2 separate regions of the Homo sapiens genome follow, and region 2 is linked to region 1. A link is an interaction called in ENCODE POLR2A ChIA-PET data of the cell type or tissue named here. Cell type or tissue: A673. All regions are shown on one strand.

Evidence for each region. ChIA-PET counts read pairs that join two places held together with the same protein. Peaks named below come from ENCODE experiments on the same cell type or tissue, not always from the same donor. Only the 100,000 strongest peaks of a DNase experiment are listed, where the experiment ranks them.
Region 2: POLR2A ChIA-PET joins it to region 1 with 11 read pairs; 3 of 35 experiments call an interaction of 5 or more read pairs at or near these places.

The regions. Positions count from the first base shown.
Region 1 is chr10:72,747,313-72,755,312 of GRCh38, reverse strand. The region is part of intron 1 of MCU (mitochondrial calcium uniporter); the gene reads right to left. It overlaps LOC124902450 (a long non-coding RNA gene), which reads right to left and starts at 3,719. Exons shown (of 2, transcript XR_007062189.1): 1 at 1-3,719. In A673, no CTCF peak of the experiment used is centred here; no DNase peak of the experiment used is centred here.
Region 2 is chr10:73,143,228-73,151,227 of GRCh38, reverse strand. It overlaps ECD (ecdysoneless cell cycle regulator), which reads left to right. Exons shown (of 14, transcript NM_007265.3): 8 at 2,824-2,952; 9 at 4,867-4,952. It overlaps LOC124902452 (a long non-coding RNA gene), which reads right to left and starts at 2,758. Exons shown (of 2, transcript XR_007062194.1): 1 at 1,617-2,758; 2 at 1-1,509. In A673, no CTCF peak of the experiment used is centred here; no DNase peak of the experiment used is centred here.

The DNA.
Region 1 (8,000 bases):
GCTGGGCATGGTGGTGCATGCCTGTAATCCCAGCTCCTTGGGTGGCTGAGGCAGGAGAATTGCTTGAACCCGGGAGGCAGAGGTTGCAGTGACTGAGATCATACCATTGCACTCTAGCCCAGGCAACAAGAGCAAATCTCTGCCTCAAAAAAAAAAAAAAAAAAAATCTCAGGTTCACATATCTAGTAAGAAATAGCTAGAATTTGACCCCAGGTAGTCTGAGACTACAGTCCATGCTTTTAACCACTATACTTATTATATTCCCTTCCTAACTTGATCAAGGTCACACAGCTAACTAGGTAGTGATACCAGGAATTCAATACAAATCTTGAGCCACATAAAAACACAGTTTGTTATGAAATATGTGAGGTTATAACTCTGTAGAAGTGCTAAGAAATCTTTAACATCATCTGCAAAAAATGTCTGCAAACTGGGCAGTATGGGACTTGAGTGTCATTTGTTGGGCTTTTTGTTGTTGTTGTTTTTGAGGCAGTGTCTAGCTAAGCCCAGGCTGGAGTGCAGTGATGCACTCATGGCTCACTGCCACCTCAACCTCCTGGGCTGCTCATGCCTGTAATCCCAGCAGTTTGGGAGGCTAAGACAGGTGGATGACCTGAGGTCAGGACTTCAAGACCATCCTGATCAACATGGTGAAACCCTGTCTCTGCCTCCCAAAGTGCTGGGACCACAGGTGTGTGCCAACATGCCTGGCTAATTTTTTAATTCTTTGTAAAGACAGGGTCTATGTTGCCCAGGTTCATCTCAAACTCCTGGGCTCAAGTAATCCCCCTGCCTTAGCCTCCCAAAGTGCTGAGATTACAGGTGTGAGTCAGCATGCCCCGCCTCCAGTGTCATCTGTAATTCAACCAACCTGCATGATACATAATAGAAGGAGGAAAATACTGATGATCAGAAAATCTGGCTGAAGTCTTAACTTTGCCATTAATTGGCAGCATGCTATTAAACAGAATATAAGCTCCGGACTCAAATAGACCTGGATTGAAATCTGGGCTTTAAGACCTTTGGGTAAGGGTGGCTCAGTTTGTGCACAGTACAAAGGCATCAAGGAAGCAAAATAAGGCTGAAATTCTGCCCATGTTCAGCTCACAGATGCTGAAATAAGTGGCATCTAAGCACAGGTCCCCAAGTTACTGCTTCGGGTGGTGTGCCAGGCCAGAGGAAGTTTGGCTTCCTCATTGGTTCACCACAGGGGGTAACTTTCCTAATTCAAACAGAAGTCTCTCATAGCTAGTGGTGGCTCTGCCTACTCTGCTACTTACCATATAACAATTGCTACTTGCAATATAATCTAGGGTAAGTTACTTAATCACTCTAAACCTCAGTTTCCTCATCTGGGAAATATGGCTGAAAACAGTACTTACTTCATAGTGTGGGTTTGTGTGTGTGTGTGTTTTGTTTTTTTGTTTTTTTTGGACAAAGTCTTCTTGCTCTGTCACCCAGGCTAGAGTGCAGTGGCGTGATCACAGATCACTGCAATCTCAATCTCCCAGGCTCCGGTAATCCTCCCACATCATCCTCCCAAGTAGCTGGGTCCAGAAGCGCATGCCACCACCACACCCAGCTAGTATTTTGTATTTTTTATAGAGACAGGATTTTGCCATGTTGCCCAGGTTGGTCTCAAACTTCTGGGCTCAAGCGATCTACCAGCCTCAGCCTCTCAAAGTTCTGGGACTACAGGCATAAGCCATTACGCCCGGCCCATTATGTGGTTTTCAGTATTAAATGAAATGATGCAAGTTAAGGTGCCAGGTACTTAATAGGTTCTCAATAAACTGTAACTATTAATATCATAATCTCTCTCAGCCTCAGATTCCTAATACACTAAAAATGAATACCACCTACTGCACAAGACATTTCTGGGAATGTTGAATGAAATTTGATAAATGAACAAGCAGTTTATAAACTATATTGTACAATGTAACAACGAGTAAATATAAAGGGTTCTTGGTAACTAGAACTTAATGTATTAATATGATGGAATGTCAAGTAATATTTTTGCTGCTGGTATTAACTCATTTAAAATTTTTACATCATATATTCTTATTTTGGGTGTTACTTATTTTAGGGAAGATAATCATGCTCACAGATCACTTTAAACTGTGAGAAAAAAATTATTTCATTAGCGATATATGTAAACAATACAAATCTAAGAGGTCTAAGGTTAACTGGTATCCTCCAAGAAAGAAAAATTCTTCACCCTATAATGTTTGAAGCAACTTTTTAAAAAGTCACCACAACCACTGAACTTTCTTGCTTTAAATTAGGGCCTCTCAATAGAAAAGATGGTGTTTTATATCCACATGTCATGCAGAAACCAGCAGACTGTTATGATGTTATGATGGCATAACTGCATCTTCTCTGAACTTGGAAATGGCATTCTTCAGAGACTGCCTGTTGATTCATTTCAACTTCAAAATGAATATTTGACCTTGCTTCTTTAAGAAGGGCTCCTTCCACCTTTACTGTAATGTTTGGGATATTTAAAGCTTCTATTACCATAAATTCCAAACTTACAGTCACACAGCAGCCATTGCTCTGCTATAAGAAACACACACCACAGGCCTACAAATGAGAGGATTTTAATAGGTCTCCAGTTCTGTAACTAAATGTTTCCTGTGACCCATGCAGCAGGCAAAACCCAAAACAAAACTAACACCAGATCCCATATTGTCCTTCATATCTCTTTGTCTTCCAAATGTGCCCTCAGTTTTGTTGTTGCTTTGTTGCTATTCATGTTTATTACTGCCACCAAAAAGCTAGCCACACATTTATCAATACAGTACTAAGAAAAGAATGTTTTCAACGTCATTAATGCCTATATGTTCTTAGCATTTAGACATAAAGCACATTCTATATTTACTGTGGATTATTTTGCCCATTCAAAAAAACATTTGGAGGGTGGGCGTGGTGCCTCATGCCTGTAATCCCAGCACACTGGGAGGCCGAGGCAGGCAGATCACTTGAGGCCAGGAGTTCAAGACCAGCCTGACCAACATGGTGAAACCCTGTCTCTAGTATTAAAAAAAAAAAAAAAAATCTGGACCTGTCACTTATGTCCTCAGCAGACTGATCTTCTCTGAGATAATGCGTGAAAAGTATTATCTCCTAAGGGTTGACTTCAAATAGACAAATGAATTAAAGATATAAATGTGCGGCCGGGCATGGTGGCTCACACCTGTAATCCCAGCACTTTGGGAGGCCTAGGGGGGTGGATCACGAAGTCAGGAGATCGAGACCATCCTGGCTAACATGGTGAAACCCCGTCTCTATTAAAAATACAAAAAATTGGCTCAGCGTGGTGGCGGGTGCCTGTAGTCCTAGCTACTCGGGATGCTGAGGCAGTAGAATCACTTTAACCCAGGAGGTGGAGGCTGCAGTGAGCCGAGATGGCACCACTGCACTCCAGCCTGGGCGACAGAGCCAGACTCTGTCTCAGGAAAAAAAAAAAAGAAAGTCTGTCACATGTACCCAAGCAGGCCTGCACAAGAATGTTCACAGTGGCATCTGAATGAATGACACTGAGGGATTAATAACAATGTCTCAAAGGAATGACACTGAGGGATTAATAACAATGTCTCAAAGGAAGCCAGACCCTCGGGAACCTGTGCAACAACAACATCATTAAGAAGAGAAAGAGGTGGAGTGCAGCGGCTCACACCCGTAATCCCAGCACTTTGGGAGGCCAAGGTGGGCGGATCACTTGAGGCCAGGAGTTTGAGACCAGCCTGGCCAACATGGTGAAACCCCGTCTCTACCAAAAAATACAAAAATTAGCCAGGCATTGTGGTGCATGCCTGTAGTCCCAGCTACTCAGGAGGCTGAGGCACGAAAATCACTTGAACCCAGGAGGCAGAGGTTGCAGTGAGTCAAGATCATGCCACTGCATTCTAGCCCGGGGAAACAGAATGAGACTCTGTCTCAAAAAAAAAAAAAAAAAAAAAAAAAAAAAAGAAGAAGAAGAAGATGTTAGAGAAAAAAAAACCATTTGAGGCTGGGTGCGGTGGCTCATACCTATAATCCCAGGACTTTAGGAGTCCGAGGCAGGTGGATCACTTGAGGTCAGGAGTTCGAGGCCAGCCTGGCCAACATGGTGAAACCCCATCTCTACCAAAAATATAAAAAAATTAGCCAGGTATGGTGGCGTGTGCCTGTAATCCCAGCTACTCGGGAGGCTGAGGCAGGAAAAACGCTTGAACCCAGGAGATGGAGATTGCAGTGAGCCGAGATCATGCCACTGCATTCCAGCCTGGGCAACAGAGCAAAACTCTGTCTCCAAAAAAATAAAATAAAAAATAAAAATGAATTAAAATATCAAACTATTGAAACATGCAATAACATGGATGAACCTCAAAGGCATTGTGCTGAGTGAAATAAGCTAATCTAAGCTAAATAAGCAACATAAATGTTATAAACTATTTGATTTCATTTATATGACAATCTGCAAAAGGCAAAAGTATAGAAACAGAACAAATGAAAGGTTGTCAGGGGGGTTAGGGATGAGAGGAAGAACTGAATTCAAATGGGCAGCACAAGAGAAATTTAGGGGCAATGAAACTGTTCTGCATTCTGATTGTGAAGGTGGTTACACAAATCTATGTAAATTCATAGACACGTACATCAAAAAAAGGTCAATTTTATTAAATATAGACTTCAAAGTCTGAAAAAAATCAGTATCTCCTCCAAATGATGCATATCTGTGTCGTCACATACCTACTTCTTGAAAATGTAAAAGCCTACTGGATCATGCAGTTAGACACCCATCCACATAAATGCTAGGATATCTCCCTCAAAGATGGTTAACAAGAAGCCTAAATAAGCGTACTGAACAACGCTCTTAAAAATCAAATTTGTAATCAATGCCTTGCAACAAAGTTTTCTCAGAGCTCAGTTTTGTACCTATTTTATTATCTTAATCTAGAATTTAAAAATAATAATATTACACAATTAAAAGGAAACATCCTTCAGTCACATTGGTATTCATGCACGTAAAACCTTCTTGCAGATATGGGAGAAACTGTTCGTCTGTTAAATTAAAATTATTTACCTTTTCCCTCTTAATCTCTCCAGTTCAGTGTTCCCTGAATAAAAAGTGTTCTAAGCTCTGAGATGAAGGAGACCTCACTCACAGATCAGGAACTTTACACTGATGAATTCTGTGACTTCACTTCCTACAGCCTACCAGGATTCTCCAAAAAGAAGGTAGCAAAGGCTGGGCACAGTGGCTCACACCTGTAATCCCAGCACTTCGGGAGGCCAAGTCAAAGCAGGCGGATCACCTGAAGTCAGGAGTTCAAGACCAGCCCAGTCAACATGGTGAAACCCTGCCTCTACTGAAAAAAAAAAAAAAAAGTACAAAAATTAGCTGGACATGGTAGCACACGCCTGTAGTCCCAGCTACTTGGGAGGCTGAGGCAGGAGAATCACTTGAACCTGGGAGGCGGAGGCTGCAGTGAGCTGAGATCACGCCACTGCACTCCAGCCTGGGCAACAGAGCAAGACTCCGTCTCATTTAAAAAAAAGAAGGTAGCAAAGCTACAACAGCACCCTTTAACTAGGGTGACCATATGTCCCAATTTGCCTGGGATAGTCCAGCTTAACACCTGCTCCTGTAACATATTTATTGTCAGCACTCTCTTTCACTCAAAAGGCACTGCAATTTAGAGGTGACTTATATGGCCATCCTAACCCCCTTTAAGAACCTAACTTTTAATCCTTATCTATCACCAAGACATAGAAAGCAGTCCTTACAAACACAAGTCCCTATAATAGGCCAAAAAAGGCAGAACATTTAATTTGATCAACCTAATGTGTTGTATTTATTTTGTAATTATAAGCTAATAAAATTATATTCTTTGCATTATATAATTGCATATAAATAGCTTCACACTCTAGTAAATACCTTATACCTTAGAAGAAAAGCTCCTATCAGTCAGGTTGGAGAAAAATAAATCACTCATTTAAAATCTCTGCCCATGTCACCATTCTCAAGTTGGTTTTTGATTTTAGAGGCAAGGTTTTTCACTCAGTCGTCCAGGATGAAGTGCCGTGGCATGATTACGGCTCACTGTAGCCTTGTCCTCCAGGGCTCAAGCAATCCTCCCACCTCAGTCTCCCAAGTAGCTGAGACCACATACATGTGCCACCATGACTGGCAAAAAAAAAACAACATTTTTTTTTTCAATTATTGGGAGAGATGAGATTTCACCATGTTGCTGTTGCCCAGACTGGTCTTGAACTCCTGGGCTCAAACAATCCTCCCACCTTGGCCTCCCAAAGTGTTCGGATTATAGGCGTGAGCCATCATAATCCAACATTCTCAAGTTTTACAGCTATTTGATAGTGTGGAATAGTGAGTGCTTTTCATCCCAATTTAGGATGCTGTGTGGCAAATTCTAGAGAAGCTAAATGACTCTAACATCTTAATCCTCAGATGGAAAGTTTACCTGTTTCCTTAAAGTAATACCACTGTCAAGGAAAGAACAGGTTTCAAATTATAATTATTTTCTTGAGACTGTAACAAACATGGATCAGGATGTCCTTCCCTTAGAGTTTATCTTTTTTTTTTTAAACAATGAAGTATTTCTTCAGAGAATGAATTAACCAGACTCCTTATATCTCCTTTTTAAAATTTATTATTTGTAGAGACAGGGTCTTGCTATGTTGCCTAGGCTGGTCTCAAACTCCTGGGTTCAAATGATTCTCCCCTCTAGGCTTCTCAAACCACCAGGATTACAGGCATGAGCCACCTCGCCCAGCCATTATATCTCCTTGACATTCACTTTGGATAGTTCACTAGACAGGAAAAAAGTTATTACTTATCACTCCTTGTTAATCGATCTGATGGGGAAAAGATAACAAAATGCAGAACTACACTGTTCAATATGACAGTTACACGCTCTACTGAGCACTTAAAATGTGTCTAATCTAACGATAATTAAGACGGTTGGCCGGTGCGGTGGCACACGCCTGTAATCCCAGCACTTCGGGAGGCCAAGGCGGGCGGATCACCTGAAGTCAGGAGTTCAAGAACAGACTGGCCAACCTGGTGAAACCGCATCTCTACTAAAAATACAAAAATTAGCTGGGCGTGGTGGCGGGCACCTGTAGTCCCAGCTACTCAGGTGGCTGAGGCAGGAGAATCACTTGAACCCGGGAGGCAGAGGTTGCAGTGAGCTGAGATCGTGCCATTGCACTCCAGCCTGGGCGACAGAGCAAGACTCCGTCTCAAAAAAAAAAAAAGATGGTTGTCGTAAGACTCTTGAAGATTAAGTATGAAAAAAAGGATGTAACTCATTAATTTTTATATTGAATAGTGAAATATTTTTATATTATGTTAAATAAAATATATTATTCAAATTAATTTTACTTGTTTCTTTCCACTTTTTAAAATACGGCTACTAAAATATTTTAAATTAAATATTTGGCCATATTACACTTCCATGGTTTGGTTTGGTTTTGTTTTTTTCTGAGACAGGATCTCGTTCTGTCAAGCCAGTGGCATGATCATGGCTCACTGCAGCTGCGACCTCCCAGGCTCAAGTGATCCTCCCACTCTGCCTCCAGAATAGCTGGGACCACAGGCGTACGTCACCACATCTAGCTTTTTTATTTTTTTCCTTTCTTTTTTTGGTAGAGACGAGGTCTCCCTGTGTTACCCTGACTGGGCTCAAGGGCTCAAGCGATCCTCCTGCCTCAGCTTCCCAAAGTGTTGGGATTACAGGCATAAGCCACCGTGCCTGACCTATTTCTATGTTTTTATGTGTTTCCAAAATAATTTTTGTATTACCAATAGCAGGCATAACAGGCACTGCAGCGAAGTGCAAAAGCAACAAAATTATCTGTAACAAGAACAGTCCTTATTACCTCATCATAACAAGCACTATACATTCTTTAACATATTTTTTAAAACAACGAAAAGAAAAGAAAACCAACAAAAACTCAGAGTTTTTAAAAATGCACTACTCCTTACTTTTCTGGTT
Region 2 (8,000 bases), 400 kb before region 1:
CCTACAAAGGACATGAACTCATCATTTTTTATGGCTGCATAGTATTCCATGGTGTATATGTGCCACATTTTCTTAATCCAGTCTATCATTGTTGGACATTTGGGTTGGTTCCAAGTCTTTGCTATTGTGAATAGTGCCACAGTGAACATACGTGTGCATGTGTCTTTATAGCAGCATGATTTATAATCCTTTGGGCATATACCCAGTAATGGGATGGCTGGGTCAAATGGTATTTCTAGTTCTAGATCCCTGAGGAATCGCCACACTGACTTCCACAATGGTTGAACTAGTTTACAGTCCCACCAACAGTGTAAAAGTGTTCCTATTTCTCCACATCCTCTCCAGCACCTGTTGTTCTCTGACTTTTTAATGATCGCCATTCTAACTGGTGTGAGATTACCATCTCATTGTGGTTTTGATTTGCATTTCTCTGATGGCGAGTGATGATGAGCATTTTTTCATGTGTCTTTTGGCTGCATAAATGTCTTCTTTTGAGAAGTGTCTGTTCATGTCCTTTGCCCACTTGTTGATGGGGTTGTTTGTTTTTTTCTTGTAAATTTGTTTAAGTTCTTTGTAGATTCTGGATATTAGCCCTTTGTTAGATAAGTAGATTGCAAAAATTTTCTCCCATTCTGTAGGTTGCCTGTTCACCCTGATGGTAGTTTCTTTTGCTGTGCAGAAGCTCTTGAGTTTAATTAGATCCCATTTGTCAATTTTGGCTTTTGTTGCCATTGCTTTTGGTGTTTTAGACATGAAGTCCTTGCCCATGCCTATGTCCTGAATGGTACTGCCTAGGTTTTCTTCTAGGGTTTTTATGGTTTTAGGTCTAACATTTAAGTCTTCAATCCATCTTGAATTAATTTTTGTATAAGGTATAAGGAAGGGATCCAGTTTCAGCTTTCTACATATGGCTAGCCAGTTTTCCCAGCACCATTTATTAAATAGGGAATCGTTTCCCCATTTCTTGTTTTTGTCAGGTTTGTCAAAGACCAGATAGTTGTAGATATGTGGCATTATTTCTGAGGGCTCTGTTCTGTTCCATTAGTCTATATCTCTGTTTTGGTACCAGTACCTTGCTGTTTTGGTTACTGTAGCCTTGCAGTATAGTTTGAAGTCAGGTAGCATGATGCCTCCAGCTTTGTTCTTTTGGCTTAGGATTGACTTGGCAATGCAGGCTCTTTTTTTGTTCTATATGAACTTTAAAGTAGTTTTTTTCCAATTCTGTGAAGAAAGTCATTGGTAGCTTGATGGGGATGGCATTGAATCTATAAATTACCTTGGGCAGAATGGCCATTTTTACGATATTGATTCTTCCTCAAAATAGTGTTTTTCATCATTTATTAGCAAGTATCAAACGGCTTGATAATACATACTGGGTTGTTGAGAATATATACAGAAAAACATTCTCAGACATTGTTGATAGGAATATAAATTGATTGTATCCCTTAGGAGAACATTTTGGCAAAACAGATGTTCCTTGACTTACAGTGGGGTAACTTCCTGATAAACCTGTCAAAAATTGAAAATATCATAAGTCAAAAATATATTTAATACAGCTAACCAACCAAACATCATAGCTTAGCCTAGCCTACCTTAAATGGGCTCAGAATACTTACATTAGCATACAGTTGGGCAAAATCATCTAACACAAAGGCTATTTTATAATAAACTGTTGAATATGTCATGTAATTTATTGAATACAGTATACTATAGAGTACAGTATTGGTTGATTGCCTTTGTGATCACATTGCCAACTGCAGCTTGCTGCCACTGTGTATCCAGCATCATGAGACAGTATGCATATTGCTAGCCTGCAAAAAGATAAAAATTGTAAGTAAGGTTTCTACTGAATGCATATTGCTTTCACACCATCATAAAGTCAAAAAATGTTAAGTCAAACCATCATAAGTTGGGGACCATCTGTATTCATCAACATTTAAAATGCACAAACCTTTTTAGTCAGCATTTTCACTTCTAGAAAATGATTCTTTATGTATTTTACCTATATACAAGGACATATATGGAGCATAGTCATGACAGCATTGTTCATAGTAGCAGGAGACTGGAAACTACTTAAATGTCCATTAGTAGGGGAATAGTTAGATAAATTGTGCTCTAGCCATGAAGTAAGATGGATGAATTTGTGTGTGCTCATGTAAGTGATCTCCAAGGTATATGGTTAAGTGTAAAAAGCAAGGTGTAGAGTAGTGTGTATGCGTCCATTGAGCAACAAAAGGGGTGGAGTAGAAAGCTATGCATACAGAGAGGCACACACATAATACTTCAGTGTGTAGGTTACTTCTGAAAGGATGTGCAAGAAGTTGGTAATGGTGTTCTCTAGCTTGATCAGGGAAGCTCCCTGTTTGAATTATTTAGCCATGTGCATCTATTATTTTTTTTAATCAAAGGACTTTTAAAATGAAGTGATTTCCTCTCTTTACTATGTCTGAGATCATGTTCAATATATGTATAATTTCTGTTGGACAAGAAACCTTTTGTAACCCTGTTCATAATCAAACAAAAAATAAATGTAAATTTCTGGTTTTGTAATCAGCAGGAAAAGGAATCTCTTTGAAGAGAACAGGAATCTTTATTGTATATTATTTTCTTTCCTTTTATGTTTTTAGTAATCTATAATGATTGAGAAACTTGGGAATAAGTTTATATTTTTCATAAAATTCAAAAAGTGTTATAATTGTCCAAATGCCCATGTATCCAGTCATCTAGTTCTAGAGTGTGGCTCAATGGAAAAAAAGTAATGTGTTATAATAAGATACGGGAAAAAAGGAACTTAGTAACAAAAATTCTACCTATCTCATCTAGGCTCATGGATTTGAGATCTTATGCTCCAAATGTAGCCCACATTTTTCTGACTGCAAGAAATCCCTTGTGACTGCCTCACCACTCTGGGCCAGTTTCCTTGAAAGTCTGAAAAAGAATGATTACTTTAAGGTAGGACTTGCAATATATTTGCTTTTAAGTATTCAATCCAGGGAAAATCAAGCCAGCGACTTAAAGTCCTATAGTCCATATTTAAATGTATGACATAATTATGGAAGCTAGACTTAAAGGAGACCTTTCTAGTTCAGTGGTACTCAGGTGCTAATGAAGGAGGTATCTATGAACTGTTTCCAGTATTAGAGAAAAACTAACACTGTTGGTATTAAATGATGAAAGTGATTATCTGTACCAGATAAAACAACTTGCAAAAACTTGATAATGCAAACATGAAAACACCAGATAGGAAAATTAGCAAAGATGTGGATTTTAAAAATTATTAAAAGATACCTAGTAAATTTCTCTTAAAATATTCAACTTCACAAGTAGTAAAGATATATATATATATATATGAACACAGTAATGAAGAATGTCTTTCATGTATGTACAAAAGGATATGAATGATATTCTGTGCTGTCGAGAGTATGGTAAAAATAACACTCCTATACCTTGCTGGTAACATTGCAAACTGGTAGAATCTTAACTGGAAAGTAATTTGGTAGTGTCTTCCAAGAGGTATAGAAAGGTTCAAACTTGGAACCTTCACTTTGAATAATCTTTTTAAAGGAAATATCCAAGAAGTGGAAAAGTCCCGAAGAATATGATGATGATAAAGATGGCACAGCAATACGAAAAGTACTAATGATATTATAGTATATATATGGTATTTTTTTTTTTTTGAGATGGAGTTTTGCTCTTGTCGCCTAGGCTGGAGTGCAATGGCACAATCTTGGCTCACTACAACCTCTACCTCCTAGGTTCAAGCGATTCTCCTCAGCCTCAGCCTCCTGAGTAACTGGGATTACAGGCCCACACTACCACACCCAGCCGATTTTTGTATTTTTAGTAGAAATGGGGTTTCACCATGTTGGCCAGGCTGGTCTCGGACTCCTGACCTCAGGTGATCCATCCGCCTTGGCCTCCCAAAGTGCTGGGATTACAGGCGTGAGCCACCGTGCCCAGCTATTACTGTTGTTGTTATTGTTGTTGTATAGGGTCTTGCTTTGTCACGCAAGCCAGTGTTGTGGTAGGATCATAGCTCACTGCAGCCTCGATCTCCTAGGCTCAAGTGATCCTCCTGCCTCAGCCTTTCAAATAGCTGAGACTAGGCATGTGCCACCATTGCCTGGCTAAAGATTGTTTTTTTTTCTTTTTAGTAGAGTCGAAGTCTTGCTATGTTGCCCAGGCTGGTCTCAAACTCATGTCCTCAAGTGACCCTCCCACCTCTGCTTCCCAAAGTACTGAGATTATAGGCATGAGCCACAGTGCCCAGCTAGTATATTCTTAAAAAATGTAAAATACTAAGTATGACTATCACTATAAATATGCATTTAGAAAACACAAATGATAGTAATGGTGGGATTTTGCCATTTTTTATTCTACTTGGCAAACTTTCTGTACTTTGTTTTGTGAATTACTAGTTAATCAGCTATATCTTTAATTTAATTTTTTTTTTCATAGAGGCAGGGTCTCACCATGTTGCCCAGGCTGGTCCTGAACTCCTGAGCTCAAGCAGTCTGCCCATCTCATCCTCCCAAAGTGTTGGGATTATAGGCGTGAGCCATCGCACCCAGCCAATTATATCTTAATAAGTAATTAAGTAAAAGAAAATGGTGGAAAACTTTCCAAACTGGAAATAGGCCCTTAATGGTGGAAAAGATTAGGAATCACTACATCTAGCCGCGTCCCCTCATTTGAAGAAACTGGAGCTCAAACAGGCCCATTAATGATAAAACAGGGCCTAGGACTTGGGGCACGTGATTCCTGAGTAGTAGATTATTTGCTGCCTCCCTGAAAGTTGCTGGTGAACACATTTTTTTCATGACAACTTGTGAGTAATGTTCTGATAGACCTTTTTTTTTTTTTAAGGGACTGATAGAAGGTTCTGCTCAGTACCGGGAAAGGCTAGAAATGGCAGAGAATTACTTCCAGCTCTCAGTAGACTGGCCAGAAAGGTGAGTTATTGTTAAGACTCCTACTACAAAGATTGGTATTTAGGTAGTTCTTTTTATTTTTTATTTATTATTTATTATTCTTATTTATTTATTTTTTTGAGACGGAGTCTCACTCTGTCACCCAGGCTGGCAACCTCCGCCTCCTGGGCTCAAGCGATCACACCACTGCACTCCAGCCTGGATGACAGAGTGAGACTCTGCCTCAAAAAAGAAAAAAAAAACAACGAAAGAAATTTTGCATCCTCCTCTATGTAATTTTACTCATCATGATATCACATTTTCCATGGCATTATGAAGTCTTTATAAACATAATTTTTAAAAGCTGCACAATATGGCCAGGCGCGGTGGCTCACGCCTGTAATCCCAGCACTTTGGGAGGCCGAGGCAGGCGGATCACGAGGTCAAAAGATCAAGACCATCCTGGTCAACATGGTGAAACCCCGTATCTACTAAAAATACAAAAATTAGCTGGGCATGATGGTGCGTGCCTGTAGTCCCAGCTACTAGGGAGGCTGAGGCAGGAGAATCGCTTGAACTCAGGAGGCGGAGGTTGCCGTGAGCTGAGATTGCACCTGGGGACAGAGCGAGACTCCATCTCAAAAAAAAAAAAAAAAAAAAGCTGCACAATATTTCAGCAAATGGATGTACCCCCATAATTTACTCAACTATTTTTTACTGTTGGGGAAAAAATTACAAGTAGCTTAAATGTCCAACATTTTAATTTATGTTGCAGGAGAGGCTCCCATTCTGCACACCAGGATAATTTTTAAACAGTTTAAAACCAAACTTCCATCTCCCTCCAGACCTGTTGTTGAATTCCCAAAGTTTGTGGTTTTTTTAAAATAGCTGAATTAATATCGTAGACTTTTATTTTAGATTTACCTTTCATTTTCACTTTTTTTCATTTATTGTTATTATTATTTATTTATTTATTTTAGACAGAGACTCGCTTAGTCACCCAGGCTGGAGTGCAGTGCTCTGCCTCCCGGGTTCAAGTGATTCTTCTGCCTCAGCCTCCCAAGTAGCTAGGACTATAGGCATGCACCACCAGGTCTGGCTAATTTTTGTATTTTTAGTAGAGATGGGGTTTCACCATGTTGGCCAGACTGGTCTCAAACTCCTGACCTCAGGTGATCCACCCACCTTGGCCTCCCAAAGTGCTGAGATTACAGGCGTGAGCCAATGCACCCAGCCATTAATTTTTTATTTTTAATTATTGTGGATACATACTAGTTGTACATATTTATGGGGTACATGTGATTACATGTATAATGTCCATGTGGCATACAATGTATAATGATCAAATCAGGGTAATTAAGCTTTCCATCACCTCAAGCATTTATCATTTCTTTGTGTTGGGAATATTTTTAGTTATTCCATTTTTTTAAGGTATTTGGAACTATATAATAAATTATTATTAACTGTAGTCACCCTGTTGTGCTACCAAACACTAGCTCTTTTTAATTTTTTAAAAAATATTTTTTGGGATTTGCCAGGAAGATGTTACTAAAAAGCATTCCAGATCCAGACCCCAAGAGAGGGGTCTTGGATCTCATGCAAGAAAGAATTTTGGGCAAGTCCATAGAGTAAAGTGAAAGTATGTTTATTAAGAAAGTAAAGGAATAAAGAATGGCTACTCCATAGGCAGAGCAGCAAACACTAGCTCTTATTCCTTCTATTTAACTAATTTTTGTAACCATTAACTATCCCCTCTTTTCCCCCCGCTCTCTGCTACCCTTCCCAGCCTCTGGTAACCATCATTCTACTTTTATTATTATTATTATTTGAGATAGAGTCTCACTCTGTTGCCTAGACTGGAGTGCAGTGGTACAGTCATAGCTCATTGCAATCTTGACCTCCTGGGTTTAAGAGATCCCCCTACCTTGGCTTCTCAAAGTTCTGGGATTACAAGTGTGAGCCACTGCACCCAGCCAGCCATTATTCTGCTCTCTGTCTCTCAGTTTAGAATTGTTTTTAGCTCCTACGTATAATATCATAGACTTTCCCCTAATTTATCAGAGATTGTAATAGTGAAAAATTATAAGCAACCAAAGTATCCATCAATAATGGATAAATGAATTGCAGTGTACTTATATGATAGCCTGCTATCTAGTAGTTAACCAGAGATGAACTATATTTACATATATCTGATTTAGGATTTTTCAACCTCAGTGCTACTGACATTTTGGATCTGATAATTTATTGTGAGGGACTGGCTTGCACTTCATAGGACATTTAACAGCATCCCTGGCCTCTATCCAGTAAATATCAATAGCACTTCTCCCTCATCCCCCAATCATGACAACCAAAAATGTCTCCAGACATTGCCAGAGGTACCTGGGCGGCAAAATCGTCCCTGGTTGGGAACCACTGATCTAAATGGGAACCACTGATCTAAATGAATAGATTTCAAAAACATAATGCAGTGAAAAAAAAAAAAAAAGCAAGTTATAAATACGTACAGTAATGGGTACCAAAAAAAAAAAAAAATAGAACGAATGAGTAAGACCTACTATTTGATAGTACAACAGGGTGACTATAGTCAATGATAACTTAATTATACATTTAACATAGAGTGTAATTGGATTGTTTGTAACTCGAAGGATAAATGCTTGAGAGGATGGATACCCCATTCTCCATGATGTACTTATTTCACATTACATGCCTGTATCAAAACATCTCATATACCCTATAAATATATACACCTACTATGTACCCACAAAAATTAAAAATGAAAATGAAAAAGAATAAAATATATACCGTGTGGATGTTACACATATAAAAATTTTAAATATACAAAATACTATACAGGCTGGGCGCAGTGGCTCACACCTGTAATGCCAGCATTTTGGGAGGCCAAGGCGGGTGGATCACGAGGTCAGGAGTTCAAGACCAGCCTGGCCAATATGGGAAACCCTGTCTCTACTAAAAATTCAAAAATTAGCTGGGCGTGTTGGCACGCCCCTGTAATCCCAGCTGCTCGGGAGGCTGAGGCAGGAGAATCGCATGAACCCTGGAGGTGGAGGTTGCAGTGAGCCGACATCGCAC